Regions from separate parts of the Homo sapiens genome. Here region 1 is linked to region 2. Evidence: read pairs that join two places in POLR2A ChIA-PET (ENCODE). Cell type or tissue: GM12878. All regions are shown on one strand. Each heading gives the region's core, and the rest is flanking DNA. Links, peaks and the distances in the headings are about the cores only. Region 1 overlaps GP5 (glycoprotein V platelet). Region 2 overlaps LINC00887 (long intergenic non-protein coding RNA 887).

What was found. ChIA-PET counts read pairs that join two places held together with the same protein. Peaks named below come from ENCODE experiments on the same cell type or tissue, not always from the same donor. Only the 100,000 strongest peaks of a DNase experiment are listed, where the experiment ranks them.
Region 1: POLR2A ChIA-PET joins it to region 2 with 6 read pairs; 2 of 35 experiments call an interaction of 5 or more read pairs at or near these places.

What each region holds. Positions count from the first base shown.
Region 1 is chr3:194,392,340-194,397,691 of GRCh38, forward strand. It overlaps GP5 (glycoprotein V platelet), which reads right to left. Exons shown (of 2, transcript NM_004488.2): 2 at 2,482-5,352. The coding sequence ends at 4,261. Among named protein-coding and RNA genes, the nearest start is that of GP5, 4.2 kb to the right of the region's middle. RefSeq lists a silencer at 4,828-4,877. In GM12878, for the core only: no CTCF peak of the experiment used is centred there; no DNase peak of the experiment used is centred there; H3K27me3 peaks cover 275 bases.
Region 2 is chr3:194,303,580-194,308,952 of GRCh38, forward strand. It overlaps LINC00887 (long intergenic non-protein coding RNA 887), which reads right to left. Exons shown (of 3, transcript NR_024480.1): 2 at 2,178-2,448; 3 at 1-158. Among named protein-coding and RNA genes, the nearest start is that of LINC00887, 6.5 kb to the right of the region's middle. RefSeq lists enhancers at 3,333-3,572, 4,083-4,232. In GM12878, for the core only: no CTCF peak of the experiment used is centred there; DNase peaks (open chromatin) are centred at 2,932, 3,302 and 3,842; H3K4me3 peaks cover 964 bases; H3K27ac peaks cover 3,106 bases.

The sequences.
Region 1 (5,352 bases), core at 353-5,352, 89 kb after region 2:
GTGAGCCACTATGCCTGGCCTGGACTGGCATTTTAGACATCCTCAGGGAATATGAAGCTTCAGCAAAGCTCAGGTTATATTCTTACGAAAAGCATTAAATTATTTCTGTGTTTTATATAGCAGGTCCCTTCACCTTTTAGAGAGTAGTAAATCTAGCTTCTTTGTACAGACTTACAACTTATCTAAAGATTTCATCTTTTTACCTCATATTTGGGAGAAATTTCATGGATATATGTTGTCTGTTTTCCTATGCCTTCTAGCTCAAGCAACATATAGATCAATGTTAATTTTTTCTTTTTTAGATCTTATAAAAAAAAAAGCCAAAAACCCCACAATTCTTTGAAGAACGAAAGGGGGAAGCCAGCTGCCATGTCATGAGGACACTCAAGGGGTCCATATGGCAAGGACCCAAGGCTGCCTGCCGTGAGCCACCAGGGAACTGCCAACAGCGTGAGCGGGATATGTCGGAAGCAAATCCTCCAGCCGCAGTCATGATGATTAGAGCCCCAGCCAAGATTTTGATGGCAACCTCATGACAGACCCTGAGCCACAGCCACTCAACTAAACTACTCCCAAATTCTTGACCCTCAGAAACTGTGACGTAATGTATTTTATTGTTTTAAACCACCAAGATCTGGGGTACTGGTTATGCAACAATAAATACCGAATACACACATACAATAAAACCAGGCCACGAAGGTTTTCCAGGGGATTCTACAACACGTTCAAGGAAAAGATGATCCCAGTTTTTACGAACCATTCCAGAGAGAACGTCCCCACCCACTTTATGAGGCTGTATAACCTGATACCAAAACCAGTCAAGGATATTATTTTCAATGTATAAGCAAATCTCACTAATGAACAGATAGTAAAAGTTCTAAACAAAACAGCAAGCTGAATTCAGCAATATATTTTAAATACACATAGCATGGCTTGGTTTACTTCGGGAATGCAAGAATGAATTTACTTTTCCAAAATCTATAAATTTATTCACCATTTTAACACATTGAAGAAGAAAAATGATATGAGCATCTCAATAGTTAAGATAAAAATGGATAAAATCTAACTTTACTGATTATTTTAAAATATACTTAGCAAACTCAGACTAGAAACATCACATTTATTGATGAAACATTAGAGACCTACCCTTTGCAACCAAGATAGTTCTAAGGATGCTCACTGTTCTGCTCAACATTATAGTGGAGGTTTTAGCCAGTGCAGGAAGATATTTTAAAACAGAAAAATAAATCAATAATGGGTGTAAGGTTTTAATAGGAAGAAGCAAATTATCAGAATTATTACTAGACATAAGATAATTATGTAAAAATAAATTACATTCTTATATATTGGTAATAAAAATTAGAAAATACAACTTTTTTTATTTTTTTCTTTAGAAAATATAACTTTTTAAAAAGATGCCATCTACAATAGCAATGACAAATCAAAAAAGAGGAAGGATACCTAGGAATAAATCTAACAAAATCAGTGCAAGGTTTCTTTTTTTTATATACTTTAAGTTCTAGGGTACATGTGCACAACGTGCAGGTTTGTTACATATGAATACATGTGCCAGGTTGGTTGGCTGCACCCATTAACTCGTCATTTACATTAGGTATTTCTCCTAACACTATCCCTCTCCCAGCCCCCCACCCCCCGACAGTCCAGGCGTGTGACGTTCCCCGCCCTGTGTCCAAGTGTTCTCATTGTTCAATTCCCACCTATGAGTGAGAACATGCGGTGTTTGGTTTTCTGTTCTTATAGTGAAGGTTTTTATAAAAAAAATTCTAAAACATCACTGAAAGATTTAAAATGACGTAAATAAATGGGAAGATGAACCATGCTTACTGGCAAGAACACTAGGTATTGTAAAAAATACAGATTCTTCCCCAAATTAGTTTTAAATTTACTGCAATTTTTTTTTTTTTTTTTTGAGATGGAGTCTCGCTCTGTCGCCCAGGCTAGAGTGCAGTGGCACGATCTCGGCTCACTGCAACCTCCGCCTCCCGGGTTCAAGTGATTCTCCTGCCTCAGTGTCCCAAGTAGCTGGGATTACAGGCACCTGCCACCGCACCCAGCTAATTTTTGTATTTTTAGTAGAGACGGGGTTTTACCATCTTGGCCAGGCTGGTCTCAAACTCCTGACCTTGTGATCCACCCACCTCAGCCTCCCAAAGTGCTGAGATTACAGGCGTGAGCTGTAAGTTCTATTAAAATCCCAGCAGGGTTTTTCAATGGAGTTGACATGCTGACCCTGAAATATTCATAGAATTGCAAAGAACCAAGAATAGAAGAAAAACAAGGTGGAGAGATGACCCTATACCAAAAATTATTAAAGCTCCAATAATGGAGACCGTGAGTCTGGTATGGGACTAGACAAGTAGACCAATGGAGAACCCAGAAACCAACTCCCACAGCTGCAGAACCCAGAAACAAATGCCACGATCCAGCTCTCCTGCTCCACATCCACCTGGTGGTGTTGGAGGATCCATTGCTCTGGATTGTGAGCACAGAGTCTGGCCACCCAGGGCTGAGGCCATCCGCAGGGGAAGACAGACTGATGTGAATGTAACCTCCAGTCTGAGAAAGTTCGGACTTACCCTTATACACAGAGAAAAATACCAACTCAAAGCTCTTCTTTAGAAATCATGATGCCAATAATAATTGCTCATCCTTTAGTAATAATAGCTAACATTCATTAACATGTATTGCCTGCAGGCCGCTGGGCTAAGTCATTATATGCTTTATTGCCTTTAATTCTCACAAAAACTCTACGAAGCAGGTACTATGTTATCCTGTTTTAAGGTTCAGGAAACCAAGGCTTAGAGAATGTAAGCAGGTGTCTTACCCAAAGTCCCATGCAGTTAGTAAGTGGTAGAGCTGGGATTTGAACCCACAGTTGTCAACTCGCCAGCCCCTGTTTTAACCACTGCCTCTCATAAGCACAGACATTCAATTAAAGCAACAAAGGTTTTACGGCTTTCAGTTGGAAGAACAAATGAGACTGTGACAGCAGCTGAACTAGAATCAAGCTTATCATTATATTCATGAATACCAGTCACATGTTAACTGCTCCATAAATGCTTGTGAAATGAGGTGGCAGAGTTCCAGGAAATGCAAATCAATCCAGTTTCAAAATGACATGTTGCATGGATGTAAAGCAAGTGGAAACTCACAGGAGGCTCAGGAAACACGCTGGACCTACACTGGGCACCTGGAGGGAAGGCTCCGTGTTTTCTTCCTCTCTCAGCCTCACAGAAGTCGCTTATCCTGAAAATGCTCATGCATGAATGGAGTCCAGTGCTCTCCCAAGTAGCCCATAGGTCAGAGAGACATAAAGTGAGAAAAATGGAGCAAGGGAAAAAATGGCAAGAGCTCTACTTCTCAAATAAAATTCGATGAAGAGGGCCAGGTGTAGTGGCTTACGCCTGTAATCCCAGCACTTTGGGAGGCCAAGGCGGGCAGATCACTTGTGGCCAGGAGTTCAAGACCAGGAGTTTGAGATCAGCCAGGCCAATATGGCAAAGCCCCGTCTCTACTTTAAAAAGTACAAAAATTAGCCGGGTGTAGTGGCACACGCCTCTAATCCCAGCTACTCAGAACGCTGAGGCATGAGAATCACTTGAACCTGGGAGGCGGAGGCTGCAGTGAACTGAGACGGCCCACTGCACGCCAGCCTGGGCCACAGAGCTAGACTGTCCAAAAACAAAAACAAAAAATTAGATAGAGCAACAGCCTATCCTTTCCCTCCAGGAAAAGCCATCATCACTTGGATGGCATGTGTTCCTTTATCCACGCATTGATTTCACAAACATTTACCGGCTTACTCTGTGCAGGAGACAGGCCCCGGCCTGGAGCTGTCCCCTTACTCAGTAGACACTGAAGAGGCCCCTCTCTCCACCAGACGCCAAGCCAGGCACAGCGGAGCACGGATGGGTCCAACACAGTCCAGCGCCCCCGGCAGTGTCAGCGCACACCCGCGTGGGAGCTGGGGAAGGCAGGCAACCACAGTTTACAAACGTCAAGCTCAGTTTCCAGGAACGGGCGGGGGACACAGAGAGGAGGGGTTGCGGGCCTGTGAGAATGAAGAGCACAGAGCGGAGAGGGGGAGGAGGAGGGAAAGGAAGGCGTGGCAGTGAGAGAGAAGAGGAAGAAGAGAGGAGGAGTGGGGAGGGGAGGGAGAGCAAGACAGCAGCGGGTCTGGATTCCCCTCCGAGCCACATCTGGTCAGGTTCTAAGTAATTAGAAGATTTTCCCATTGGTTTACCCAAGGGCTCTCTCTCTGATTAATTTTCGAAAGAGTTGGCCAATTTTAATCATAGCAAACACGATGATCACGGTGATCATGGCCTGAACAGCTAAAAGCAGAAAATAAAACCCCCAGAACGGACTATGATCTTGACCTTTGCCCGTGGTCACCGGCTGGGCCCACACCCAGGGTTCTGAGCTGTTGGGAGCCAAGGCTGGGTGGACAGGGGCTTCCGAGGAGCTGTCCGCAGCGGGGCGGGGAGGCGGGCCCCGGGGGCCCGGGCACTCCGCGTCACCCCCCGGCAGGGCCCAGAGCGGCAGGCCGGCGTGCGCCCCAGGGCCTGCGCACCGTGGGGGCTCTTCCCCGCCCACGAGGCCTAGGTGCTGCCGCAGCCACCCCAGGAAGGGCCCCAGGCCACAGTCGCAGCGCCAGGAGTTGTGCCCCAACAGGACCTCCGTCAGCCGGGGCAGAGCCCCAAACACGTCGCCAGGCAGGGTCTCCAGCTGGTTGTGGTCGAGCTGGACGCTCTCCAGGCTGCTGAGATTGCGGAAGAGGGCACGGGGCAGGGCGCGCAGCCTGTTGCGGCGCAGGGACACCTGGCGCAGCTTGCCGAGGCCGCGCAGCAAGCCGTCGGGGAGGGCGGTCAGGCCGTTGGAGTGCAGGGCGAGCACCTGGAGCTCGCCAAGGCCCTGGAAGGCGCCCTGCGGAAGCGCGCTCAGCCGCGGGCTCAGAGTCACCCCTAAGTACCGCAGGCGGCTCAGGTTGCGGAAGGCGGCGGCGGGCAGGGTGCGCAGCTGGGTGCGGTTCAGCCACAGCTCCTGCAGGCCCCCCATCTCCCCGAAGAGCACCCCCGGGAGCTCTGCCAGCGGGTTCTCGAACAGAGTCAACAGAGTCAGATTGTGCGAATGAAGAAAGAGCGCAGAGGGGAGAAACGCAAGGTGGTTTCTCGAAAGCGTCAAAGAACTGAGGTTTGGGAGCCGGTCGAAGGCCCCGGGTGCGATGGAACGGATGTGATTTCGGTGGAACTGCAGCTCCGTCAGGGCGCCCAGGCTGTTCAACAGCCCCGAATCCAGAGACACAAGGCGGTTCGAGTGGAGCAGAAGTCT
Region 2 (5,373 bases), core at 227-5,226:
ATGAAATGTCTGTTACCTGCCAAGCAGGATGTCTTAGAGGCAGTGGATTCTCAGCATACACAACTCTGAGAGTCAGCAGAGAAGTCTAATTTAAAGATGAGTGATGGAGAGTTCCAAGGATTGAGCCTTGATGTTCTTTGTCATTCCTTCGCAGGAATCTGAAGAGAAGATGGCAAAAGAGTCTGAGAGGCAGTGGCCAGAAGGAGAAGGAAAGCAGGTGGATGTGAAGAAAGTGTTCAACGTGGAGGGAGGAACCAGCCATGTCAAATGATGCTGACAGCCAGGCAAGATGAGGACCAAGAAATGTCCACTGCATTTAGCAAAATGAGGACATTGGTGACCTTGACAAGAACAGTGTCAGGGATGACAGTGTGATTGGGGTGGATTCAAGGGAGAATGGGAGGAGAGAATTTGGAGATGATGAGTCCAGACAATCATTTTGGAAGTGGTAAGAACTGGGGCCATTCTCCTGGGGGAGGAAGTGGGGTCAAGACAAGGTATCTTTACATGGGAGAGATGGCAACATGGTAGCATGCTGCTAGGAGAGACCCCATAGAGAGGGAAAGATTGATGGTGCAAGGGACAGAAGGGAGACACTGGAGCGATGTCCTTGAGCAGCCAGGAGGGCATGGGATGAATGTTGCAGGGGGAGGGGCTGGCCTGAGCCATGGCGTGAAAAGTTCATCCACAGAACAGGAGAGGGACAGACACAAAACGCGGGCATGCGGTGAGGCAGCGGGTGAGGTGGGGACAGATGCTCGTGAGCATCTCTTCTGATTGCTTTTATCTTCTTCGTGAAGTAGGAAGCTGAGGCATCACCCGAGAAGAAGGCTCAGCGAGTCCGTGTAAGGCAAGCGGGACTGTAAGCTCCATGAGGACAGGAACCTTGTCTCTTGTTCGCCATCGCCCCGCTGTGTGAGCACAGTGCTAGGGATGTACTAGGTGTTCAAAAGGCATATATTGGATGATGAGCTAATGAATGGCAAAATGGGCAGATTATCACAGTACCTGAAACCACAGGACCTCACCCTAAATGGGCACAGGCCAGATGCCCAGTGCTTTTTTTTTTTTTTTTTTTTTGAGATGTGGTCTCACTCTGTTGCTCAGCCTGGAGTGCAGTGGCGCAATCACCAACCACTGCAGCCTCGACTTCCTGGGTTCAGGCAATCCTCCCACCTCAGCTTCCTGAGCAGCTGGGACTACAGGTGTGCACCACCACACCCAGCTAATTTTTGTACTTTTTGTAGAGACAGGGCTTTGCCATGTTGCCCAGGCTGTTATCGAATTCCTGTGCTCAAGTGATCCACCCACCTCCACCTCCAAAAATGCTGGGATTACAGGCGTGAGCCACCATGCCTAGCCTGCCCGGTGCTATTCTGATTCATACACTTATATTTATAGCCATCAAATCTCAGGGCTTCCTTGGGTCCCTGGGCGACCTCTGGCCAGTCTCTTTCCTGCTCTTGCCTCTCTCACCGAGCTTAGAAGAGGCTAGGCTTAGGGCTTCTTGTAAAATGACCAGCTTTCTCTAATTGAAGACCAGGGTACCCTATCACATTTGTATCTATTCTTTGCTCTTTTTCTCTTTCCTAGTGACCCTCATGTTGTCATATTTGTTGCCAAGCTCACTAAGGAGGGCACCACGGGACCAGGGTTGTCACCTCTAGGCAGAGGGGAAGCTTGAAAATGACAACACATGGCCCTAGGATGTTCATAGGCACCATCACAATTCAACTGCTTCCTCAAGGCCCAGGGAATATTTTTCTTTGCAAACTACTAGTATTCTATCAGTATGACTAGTAGTTTAAATTGTTTGGAATCTTCTGGTCCAAGGCAGAGCTGTGGGGCTGTGGAGGCAAAGTCCTGCCTGAAATGGGACCCCCTGCAGGGTGCCTGAAGTCTAAGGGTCTGGGTCCTCAGCCACGGATCACACAGCCTGGAGCCTGTGAGTGGGGAGCCCCTGCCACACTTCCCTCAGCCAGAATCCTAAACCCGCAGGAGTCCCGGGGCTCTGCGACACTCTCTAGCCCAACTCTCTTCAACACCAAACCCCTTATGCATCTGTCAGATGGTCCTTCAACTTCTGGGTGAAGTGCCGGTTTAAAAGTGAACTGCCAGAGAAGCAGTCGCTCCAGATGTCTTCAAAGGCCAGTGTCTGTAACCCCATCTGTTCTTACCTCAAAGGCCAGGCTCCCATCCATCATGATGGGGAGAGGTGGGAAAGGGCTGGCTGGTCCTGTCAACTCCGATAAACAGGTGAAACACTGGCCAGGTGTTCCTGGAACTGGGATCTCCCCTTTTCTCTCCCATGCTGAGCTGCTTCTTGGAAACATTCGCAAGAGGGTGACAGTCTTCCCTCCAGATCCCTTCTTCGTCCCCAGGGCACCAGAATAGCAGCTGACAGCCCCAGCACAAGTCCTTGGATTCTTTGTCATGTTTAAGAGGAGGCTGGCGGGTGGAAGATGGGAGAGGAATCCAATTATTTAGTCAATAAACATGTATTGAGAAGCCAGTGTGTGCCCGGCACCCTTCAAGATGCTTGGGATATCTGAGTGAATGAAACCCACAGGATCTGCTGCCTGTGGGGCTTGCATTCTAGTGAGGGGAAAGGTCAGAGTTCAGGCAGAGTCTTCCTGACACAACGGGCTTCCCTTCCCCCAGGGCAAGAGGGATCCAGCCAGGCTCCTGCTGGGCCAGTGGATCAGTCCCCGATCCACTCCCAGAGCAAGCAGCCGCAGTCAGCAGAGACCCCACCCTCCAGATCTGCCAAGCACATCGGCTGACTCCAGCCCCCAGAGCCACAGAGCCACTCAGCAATCAAGGAGAGTAGCTCCCAGCCACGGTTGGTGGCAACCCCAGGGCCCGCTGTGGGGGATGCTGTGGGTCCACTCCCTGCCACCTGCTTCCTGCCTGTGTAGCCACAAGGGAAATACCACCTTCTGAGAAGGGGGAGCCTGTCACCCAGATAAGCAGGTTTTGTGGGCCGCTTCCACAGGAAAACATGCTTTCTAAGAAGCCAGTCTCCTTCCTCTCGTTGTTTTCCTGGCAAGCAGAAGCAGCGTGAACACCTGCAGATCGCAGCGAGATGAGGTGGATTAAAGTAAACTCTCCTTACTGTTAAAACGCCCAGCATCCCCTCAAATGCTGGGGGTGGCTTCCCAAATATAATCTTTTTAGAGAAAAAAAAATGCCCACATCTACCACTGTTTGCAAGCAATTCAGACAACTTAGGTGTGTCTTCTCCCTGTTGCGGGCAATGAAAAAGAGGCTGCTGACATCTGTTTCCTTTAAGAAACTTGTAAAAAAATCCTCATGCAGATGCGCACGGTTGCTTGGCTATGAGCAAAGCAGCATGCCGTTCCTGACCATCCATGGGCCCCTCCTAACCTGAGCACTTGCTGGGGCCAGAAGACCCCTGCCCCAGGAGCTGGCAAGGGGGTACATGGTTCGAGGGTGGGTTTCTAGCTCCTAGGGTGGACCTTTGACCCAACCAACTCCTAATCAGCAAAAGCCAAACGAGACAAAACCACTGTGGGGAAACTTCTCCCTTTTTAAGCCCCAGCTTGTATAAATTAATTCTTTGTATACAACCATGAAAGGAGATCTGAGGTGAAACACAAGTCACCCCAATGGTGTAATGAACTTTCTGAAGCTTAAAAAAAGTCATCAAAACACGGAGGCAGTTGGGTGAGACATTTCCTCCAATGCAAAATCAGTTTCTACATCAATGATTCTCAGAATGGGGTAAGGTGGCAGGGGAGAGAGTATAATGAGTTTAGTGGCTTTTTCAAACTACCTGTGTGCCACTCCCATCCTCAATTCTAGAGATTCTGGCACACGCCCCAGGAAGCCTCTCCTGACCGAGAACTCCCGTCATGGTGAGTTCTTCTTACTCAGTGGTTCTTAAAGATGAGCTTGCACCAGAAGCACCTGCAGGGCCCGGTAAAGCCCAAACCGCTTGTTCCCACCCCCAGTTTCTGATTCAGTAATCCTGGGGTGGGGTCCAGAATTTGCATTTCTAACAAGTTCCTAGGCGATGCTGTTGCTGGTACCAGGGACTGCACCAAAAATCCTCCAGGTGTTTTGAGGCAGAAGATAATTAAGAACAACTGGGTTGAAAAGAAATTATTTGCTGTGTATTGCAAAAGAACAAAATCAAACCTCTTTGTAGCACCTCTTGATGCTGATGGCATGGCGGTACACTGAAGTATTGTGGGGGAAATGGCTGAGACCCCAAGGCTAGAGATAAACACATGACCCAGATTGTAGCTCCATCCCCCCCACTTGCAGATCTCGGACAGGCCAGAGAGTCCCCGCTGTGAGATAAAGTTTGGGGTTGTCAGCTGCTCATTTAGCTAGAGCACCGATGAAAGGAGAATAGGGCATGGATTCCATCTCCACATGGGTCAGGAAGCTTGTCCTGTCCTGTGGCTGTGGGCAGTGGCTTATCAGGGGTCGATCCTCAGGCCACTGAGCAGAAGAATGCAAGGGCAGCCACCCCTCACCAATGAGGCTACTCAGTGCCCACGCTCGACCCACCCCAGCTATGGCAGAAACTTTCCACCCAGAAGGAAAGGCCCCATTATTAGAATTCAGAAGGGACTTTGTGGCAACCAAACTTACAGCGTATATGCCAACGTCATGCCACACCCCAAAGGTCAGTGATGGTGCCAGTCATGATCTAGAAAGAAACTGGGCCTGCGGTTCCAGGGAAGAAAACCCACAGTCTGGGAAAAGTAGAATTTGAGAATTAACTTTGATTTCCTATTAATTCTTATCCCACATGGGATTACACTGTCTGGTAATTATAAGTGTGGGGTGGGGAAATCGATTCCTGTACTTCCTCCATAGAAGGGAACTTGTTTGTCAGAACTTCCAGGGCCTAGCACAGCCCTGGAACACACTAGGTCCTCAGTTAATGATAAATCTTTTACAGTCAGTGCCTCCCAGAGGGGAGAAAATACCATCAAAAGTCAGGACTTTGGGAGCCTGGGAACCTAGTGTTCATCTTAGAGAAGCTCAATGCCGTCTAGCACGGAATTCTGCAGCCGTGGAGCAAAGATTCCTTCCCCTAATTCTGTTGGCTTGCCTGGCTCTGCTCCTGAATATTTAATTGGAGTAATTAAGCCTATCACCAACAGGCTGTCAGTCCCAGCATTCAAAAACTCTCCTGTTGTTCTTCCAAAGAGTTAATGATCTTCAGGCCTTGAAAAGATCCTGCATTTTTGGCTGGTTATCAAAATCAACTAGAGAAGAGCTGATTTCAGGATGCTGACAGCCTTGCTCTCTTGCTCTGTGGTGGGGGCTGTGCTGGGCTAGGGGAAGAGGACTTGCATTCATACCCACAGACATTCCCACACACACACACATACG